Linked DNA regions of Homo sapiens: region 2 is linked to region 1. The links are chromatin contacts, found by Hi-C or POLR2A ChIA-PET in ENCODE. All regions are on one chromosome and are shown on one strand. Each heading gives the region's core, a stretch centred on a gene start or an enhancer-like site at or near the end of the contact. The rest is flanking DNA. Distances are from core to core; before and after follow the strand shown. Region 1 holds the start of NUP205 (nucleoporin 205). Region 2 holds the start of MKRN1 (makorin ring finger protein 1).

Region 1 (3,881 bases), core at 824-3,323:
CCCCTCGGGAGGCTGAGGCAGGGGAATCGCTTGAACCCAGGAGGCGGACGTTGCAGTGAGCCAAGATCGTGCCACTGCACTCCAGCCCGGGCAACAGAGTGAGACTCCATCTCAAAAAAAAATTAGCCAGGCTAGCCAAGCATGGTGGCGGGCGCCTGTAATCCCAGTTACTTCAGAGGCTGAGGCAGGAGAGTTGCTCCAACCCAGGAGGTGGAGGCTGCAGTGAGCCGAGATCACGCCACTGCACTCCAGCCTGGGTGGACAGGATGAGACTCCATCTCAAAAAAAGAAAAAAAAAAAAAAGGAAAATAAATGTGTATACCTTGCGTACTGGCTCACACCTGTAAACCTACCACTTTGGGAGGCCGAGGCAGAAAGATCGCTTGAGGACAGCAGTTCGAGATCAGCCTAGCCAACATGGAGAAACCCCACCTCTACTAAAAATACAAAAATTAGCCCAGCGTGGTGGCACATGCCTGTAATCCCAGCTACTCAGGAGGCTGAGGCAGGAGAATTGCTTCAACCTGGGAGGCAGAGGTTGCAGCGAGCCAGGATCGCGGATCGCATCACTGCACTCCCGCCTGGGAGACAGAGCAAGACTCCATCTCAAAAAGAAAAATTAAAAAATAAAATAAAATAGAGAAATGTATTATATACAACCACACGTTAAGCATATCTAATTGGGAAGGAAGGACCGCAATATTAAGCATGTAACTTCATTACTAACCTTCTAATATATACGTCTAATATCATAAAATGAATTAGGTTGTGCTTAAGCAGTAGCACTAAGTAGTTTAAGCACCTAAGACTGACTTAGATCATTAGATGTTTAACTCTGGGGACATTACGTAACTATTTGAAGCCTCTATTTCCAAATCTGTAAAACGGAGTATGTAACAGTAACTACTCCAAAGGTGTATAAACGGGAACTGAATGAGATAAGCACGATAATAAGTGCAATGCTGGGATATAGTATGTGTTCAGTAAACATAGCCTTCATTATAATTTATCATAGCTTTTCTGAAATGATTTGATTTACAAAACAGATTTAGACAACTTTTCAAGAATATCAGTCCTGTGGAAAATAGAACCAATACTTTAAAAAAGAGTCCTTTTAAGTGAGATTCTCACAAGCATTTACCACACAGATATACTCTTAATCTTGCCCGCGAACTTCAGAGCATCTCAATCGAGGCATTAACATTCTAGGCACCAAATTATTTTTCCGGACTGCTCTGACCATGAAGGACTTTCTGCATCCTTGCCCCGCCTACTATGCGACAGCAGTGTACCCCAGGAAATATGACAATCAAAATGCACTCACTCATTCAAACACCACTGGAGGGCGGTACGGCCCGAATTGAGAATCACCGAAAGAGGATCCACCCCAAATCTTCCAGAGTTCCTTTACTACCTTCTAGATTCAATTCCACCCCGAAAATCTACAGCTCCAAAGGTACAAGAACATCCAGGGCCTAACCACATCCGCAGGGTTAGAAGACGTCTGCTGAAGCCCCGCCACCCTCTTCCTGACCACCTTTCAGATGGCCGACTTCATAATAGGGAGTATTCGCTGCCTGCAAGATCTCCCACCCTATAAGGAACTCCGACGCCTACTTTCAGCCTCTGCTCATGGCTGGAAAATATCTCGGGTCCTCTGGCTTCACTGTGGAAGACCTGATGCGTATTCCAGCGAAATCGGGACCACAGACGCACAGTGAAACTTGGGGGTGAGGGGGACCAGACTCAGCCCTGGGCTGTGAGAGATTACACACCTGGGTCCAGCGGCCCAAGCCTCACTGCCTGGAATCTCAAACCCCAACTCGAGGGCTGGAGCCGCAGCACCGACGCGCGCCATTCAAACTGGGGAGGGGTGGGACTCTAGGCCCAGAATTAGGGAAAAGCAGGCACCGCACATAAGTGGGGTCCTAGACTCCGAGAAACCTCACGGTCTCGTCTCTCCATGAAGACCTGGTTATCGCTCAGCTCAATCGTCTTTCTGTCTGGCCACACTTACCCGAATTTACCGCCAAAGGCGTCGCCATCTTAGAGGCGCACTAACAGAGCCCTTCTGCCGCATGGAGGCCCCGGGAAAGGGTGAGGCTGACCTGAGCGAAGCCTGAACAAAAAGGCACCACACTGTCCCCTCCACGCTGGGCCGTCCCAGGCGTACAAAAGGCTCCAGAATCTGCTCTGGGTCACAAACATCAATTTTCATTGGGATTATTCCCATTCAAATAAGGCGAGGGCAACCACTTCAGAGACACGAGGTCCTCGATCCGACGTTCATCGTGTAGTGCATCCTGGGACTTGTAGTTTCTAATGATGAGTTGGTTAAGTGGAGAGGAAAAAGTAAAGTGGAATAGAAAAAGATATTCTGAGAGTAGTTATTAAAATGACGCCCATTTATGACATTATAAAAGCCGTAAATTCAAATCATTATCTCCGCTTCAAGTTAAATCTTCCTTACAGTGGGGAGTGAAGTAAGGTATGAAGTGTCTACACCTCAAAAAGCCACTGACCGGTTACAAACTAAGTTTCCGTGACATTTCAGTTTACCAAATATATTCTGTCAACATAGTTGCGTAGAGCGAAACAAATCATAATTTTTAATTATAAAATTTTCAAACGGATACAAAATTAGAATAGCAAACACTCAGCATCAATAACGTGGCCAATTTCCCACCACGGCAGCCCCAACCCACCCTTACCACCCCAACACCCTCCCCTCCCCACCCCCCGCCCCCGATTAGTTTGAAACAGATTCCAGACATATCGTTTCATAATCACCAAGTATTTTTCTACCTGAGCACCCAAAGTAGCTGAACTCTTTCTTCAGCTGTTAAATTTTAGTTTGCTGATTTTCAAACTAAAATGTAAATAATCATTGCTATTTACAGCTATGTATTAAGAAAAATTTTATAGCCATTATCTCATTTAATCCCTGCAAACCATTCTATTGGGAAAATGATATGATTATAACTATTTATGTCAGAGACGCTCCATGTGCCTTACAATCTCATTGTATTAACTCTCCATCATTCCCATTTCACTGTTGGAAATCAGAATCAAATAATTTAGACAAAAGCATAGAGTATGTTAAGAATATCCAGAACTGGCAGGGCGCAGTGGCTTATGCCTGTAATCCCAGCACTTTGGGAGGCCAAGGCAGGCGATCACTTAAGGTCAAGTGTTTGAGACCAGCCTGGCCAGGAAGGTGAAACCCCGTCTCTACTAAAAATACAAAAATTAGCCAGGCATGGCGGCACGCACCTGTAACCCCAGCTGTTCGGAAGGCTGAGGCAGGAGAATCCCTTGAACCCGGGAGGTGGAGGTTGCAGTGAGCTGAGATCATACCACTGCACTCCAGCCTAGGCAACAGAGTGAGTGAGACTCCATTTAAAAAAAAAAAGAATATCCAGAACAGAACATTTATTCTTTTGAACAAATAATATCAAGTGACACAATGTACATTAGGTTTGAAACACAAAAATCACTGGTGATTTTTTCTAAAAGTCATTGATATATAGAGACAAATGCCAAACTACGATTAAAGTGGTTTTAAGGAGTGAAGTGGGGAAGAGAGAAAGTAAACGCAAAGGAATTTTTCAAGAAGTTTATCATGAAACTGAGAAGAATACTGAGCAGGAACTTGACAGGAAGCGGCATTCAAAGATTTCTCTCTCAGCACAGCTATTACAAGCCTTTCCCTCTCCACATGCACTTTTTAAGCCCACACGCTTCCCTCTCAGTAGATAACTTTGCTTTCTATAAAGTAACTCTTTAAATTCCAGCAACTCCTCTTCACCTGTCATTACACTTTACAAGCATTCTCTCACAGGCTTCTTCAATTCGTAGCAATTGGGATATTGCCATCATAA
Region 2 (3,881 bases), core at 720-3,219, 4.9 Mb before region 1:
GGTCAAAGGGGACAAAGTTGCAGCTGTGTAGGATGAATAAGTCTAGAGATCTAATGTACCACATGAAGACTATGATTTTTTTTTTTTTTTGAGACGGACTCTCGCTCTTGCCCAGGCTGGAGGGCAGTGGCGTGATCTCAGCTCACTGCAAGCCTCACCTGCCGGGTTCACGCCATTCTCCTGCCTCAGCCTCCCGAGTTGCTGGGACAACAGGCACCCACCACTATGCCCAGCTAATTTTTTGTGTTTTTTGAGTAGAGACGGGCTTTCACCGTGTTAGCTAGGATGGTCTCGATCTCCTGACCTTGTGATCCGCCCGCCTCGGCCCCCAAAGTGCTGGGATTACAGGTGTGAGCCACCGTGCCCGGCGGAAGACTATGATTAATGTTAATAGATAATATTGTATTGTATACTGGAAAATTGCTAAGAGTAGAGCTTGGGTTTTTACCACAAACACATACACAAAATATTCATGTGAGGTGATATGCTAAATCTGCTTGACTGTAGTAATCACTTCACTAGGTACATGTATATTAAAACAATGTTTTACACCTTAAATACATACAATTTTAAAGACGCATTAAAAAAAAAGCTAGGATATTCCAGACATATTTTGTTACTCATTATGTATTCACTGCAGTGTGAAAAGCACAATGCAAAGGGGTTTTTTTTTTTTTTTTTTTGCTTTTTGTTTTTTTTTTTTGAGATGGAGTCTAGCTTTGTCGCCCAGGCTGCAGTGCAGTGGCTAGAGTGCGGTGGCGCGATCTCGGCTCACTGCAAGCTTCGCCTCCCGGGTTCACTCCATTCTCCTGCCTCAGCCTCGGAGTAGCTGGGACTACAGGCGCCCGCCATCATGACCGGCTAATTTTTTTGTATTTTTTAGTAGAGACGGGGTTTCACCGTGTTAGCCAGGATGGTCTCAATCTCCTGACCTGGTGATCCGCCCCCCTCGGCCTCCCAAAGTGCTGGGATTACAGGCGTGAGCCACCGCGCCCGGCCAGTACAAAGGTTTTTAAACAGATTCTCATTTAACTTTCACAGCCATCTCTGAAGTAGGTACTATTATCTATTACTATTATTATTATTTTGAGACGGAATTTCATTCTGTCGCCCAAGCTGGAGTGCAGTGGCGCGATCTCGGCTCACTGCAACCTCCGCCTCCCGGGTTCAAGGAATTCTCCTGCCTCAGCCTCCTGAGTAACTGGGACTAGCCACTACACCCGGCTAATTTTTGTATTTTTAGTAAAGACGGGGTTTCACCACGTTGGCCAGGCTGATCTCGAACTCATGACCTCAGGTGATTCGCCTACCTCAGCCTCCCAAAGTGCTGGGATTACAGGCGTGAGCCACCGCGCCTGGCCTATTATTATTATTATTGTCGTTTTTACAGAGGAGAAAGCAGGAGCACCAAGAGGTAGGATAATTTGCTAGAAGACCCATGGCTTAGAAAGGGAAGCCTGGAGATAAGGGGACCAGCCCTCTAGAGCATTGCTCAGCCAAAATACTTGGCCAAGATCACATCTCTGATACCAGGAATGAGATAACCTTTATTAAGTGTTTACCATGTACCAGGCACTAAGCTCAGTGATTTCTAAGGACATCATATAATCCTCACAGCAACCATATGTGGGTCTGCTGTCATCCTTATTCGAGAGAGGCTGAAACGGAGGCTCAGATAGAACAAGTACCTAGCTCAAATATTACTAGAGAAATGGGAAAGTGCAGATTCAAACCCAGGTCTTCCGACTGCAAGTCCCTAGTCCCCAGCCCCAGCTCCACTATATCAGCCTCTGCTAGGAAGAAAGCCGCTAACTATGGACTTTCGTCGCCGGGGTTTCGAGCCTAGGACACACCTGTACAGACCCCCGTTTGCCCCGCCCCTTTCCGGAGGAGACGTCCCCTCCACCAATGAGCGGCGCCGTGGGCGGGCCGCGGGCGCGCATGCTCTGGGCCCGCAGTTGAAGTGGCGAGAGCGCTCAGATACGCGACGCGTAGCAGGCGGGGACCGAACGGGTGCCTCAGTGTCCTTCCCCTCCCCTCGCCTGGCCTCGCCGTCCTCTCCCCGCAGCCGGACCGGAACTATGTGATCCCGGAAGTTCCGGGGCCTTTGCTGTGTGGGATAAACAGTAATGGCGGAGGCTGCAACTCCCGGAACAACAGCCACAACATCAGGAGCAGGAGCGGCAGCGGCGACGGCGGCAGCAGCCTCCCCCACCCCGATCCCCACAGTCACCGCCCCGTCCCTGGGGGCGGGCGGAGGGGGCGGCGGCAGCGACGGCAGCGGCGGCGGCTGGACTAAACAGGTCACCTGCAGGTAGGACGTTGCGCGGCGGAGCGCCGGGCGCGGGGAGGGGGCCGCGGGCCAAGCCTGCGGCGCGGGAGGGAGGAGGGCGGCCGGCCTGCGGCTAGAGGCGCGGGAGGGCGGGGACCGGCGTTGTCTCGATCTCTGCAGCCCTCGCGGCCCCCGCTGCCGCCGCGTTCCCCCAGTCACTGCGTCAACCCCCGCTGGGCCGCGGAGCCCTCAGCGCTGTCCGCGGAGGCCTGGCGGTGCGCGATTACTGCGGAGCCGCGGGGCTGCACCGCCGCTTACACTTCCCTGAGCGCTGCCTGAGCTGGCTGCGAGCGCATCGGGGAGAGGTGGGCTGGCTCCTCCCCTGCCGCTGGAAGGATGCCCCCGCCGCTGCCTCCGGCTCCCGGGGCTCGGGAGGTGGTCACTTGAGGCCGGTCTCCCAGCGATCCTCTCCGGGCCTAGACACCCCGCCGAGGGCCCCAGCGAGCTTGCCTGGCTCCCGGCCCTCTCCTCTCTCCGTGCCATCCGTTTGTAACGTCTTTTCACGTCCCTCCGTCCCTCCGCCCCCCATCCTCCGCCCAACTGTGAGAAGAAGCTTTTGTATTTCTTCTTTGTATGTTTGTCGAGGTTGGCGGTGCTGAGCTTTGTCTTAGAAGCAGGCGTTCGGGGGCCGGGGTCGTCTTCTCCACCCGCGGTTTTTTTGAGCTGCAGATTATTACCCTCCCCCAGCGCTATGTTCCTCTTTTGAAATTTACGCATCTTCCGAAGGGAGTGAAAGGGCTCTTCGCTCCCGGAAGAGAGAGAGGTTTGGTTTTGGTTTGATATGCGAGACGAAAATATTAGAAAAATTAAGGGATGGCGGTTGTATGGATGTGTATGGTTGTAAAAAACTACCTAGCTCTACGCAGAAGAGGGCATTTAATTGTACGTTTTTTATTTTCCGGTTTTTAAATAGTGATCAGTAGCGACTGTAAGCTTTTCTTTTTCTATCAGTTGAATAAATCAACTGAAATGCCGGTTTTCACCTGGGTGGTATAATTTATATGCAAGTATGTAAAAATGATTCCTAATTAGAACTTGTAGTATTAAGGGTGAAATTTGAAACCTTCCCAGTCTTTGATGTGATACATTTATCCTGGCGACCTTCGAAGGTCTCTCAGCCTTTGATATGATACATTTAAGGTGTGAAGGATAAGCTTAATTATTTTACATAATGGGATGTAGAAAGCATAAACGCAATTTCAGGTCACTTGTCTTATTCATCGGTGGATTGTAAAAGTGGAATATTGCCAGGAATGATGATTTTAAAGTTTCTACTCATGGAGCAAATTATTTGAATATCTGTTTCCCTTTTACAATGCTACAGTTGATCTATATGTGCTAGTTACATCTTTTAAAAGATTGAAACCGGCCTGTCGGGGTGGCTAGGTCGGCGTGGTGGCTCACGCCTGTAATCCCAGCATTTTGGGAGGCTGAGGCGGGCGGATCGCCTGAGGTAAGGAGTTCGAGACCAGCCTGGCCAACATGGTGAAACCCTGTCTCTACTAAGAATACAAAAATTAGGCCGGGCACAGTGGCTCACACCTGTAAT

Evidence for each region. A loop is a pair of places that touch in the nucleus more often than their neighbours do. ChIA-PET counts read pairs that join two places held with the same protein, here RNA polymerase II (POLR2A). Pooled maps may share reads with other maps.
Region 2: a map of naive thymus-derived CD4-positive, alpha-beta T cell shows a loop between it and region 1 (15-fold over the local background). The contact joins the promoter of MKRN1 here to the promoter of NUP205 in region 1. A Hi-C loop is called at or near these places in 1 of 168 maps with a recorded cell type or tissue (naive thymus-derived CD4-positive, alpha-beta T cell) and 6 of 50 pooled maps. POLR2A ChIA-PET finds 5 or more read pairs at or near these places in 1 of 52 experiments (naive thymus-derived CD4-positive, alpha-beta T cell).

What each region holds. Positions count from the first base shown.
Region 1 is chr7:135,556,109-135,559,989 of GRCh38, reverse strand. It overlaps NUP205 (nucleoporin 205), which reads right to left and starts at 2,073. Exons shown (of 43, transcript NM_015135.3): 1 at 2,018-2,073. The coding sequence starts at 2,045. RefSeq lists enhancers at 1,363-1,482, 1,553-1,612, 1,673-1,722, 2,103-2,232.
Region 2 is chr7:140,477,593-140,481,473 of GRCh38, reverse strand. It overlaps MKRN1 (makorin ring finger protein 1), which reads left to right and starts at 1,969. Exons shown (of 8, transcript NM_013446.4): 1 at 1,969-2,314. The coding sequence starts at 2,130. RefSeq lists enhancers at 622-1,532, 1,863-2,703 and silencers at 1,839-1,948, 2,239-2,378, 2,659-2,738.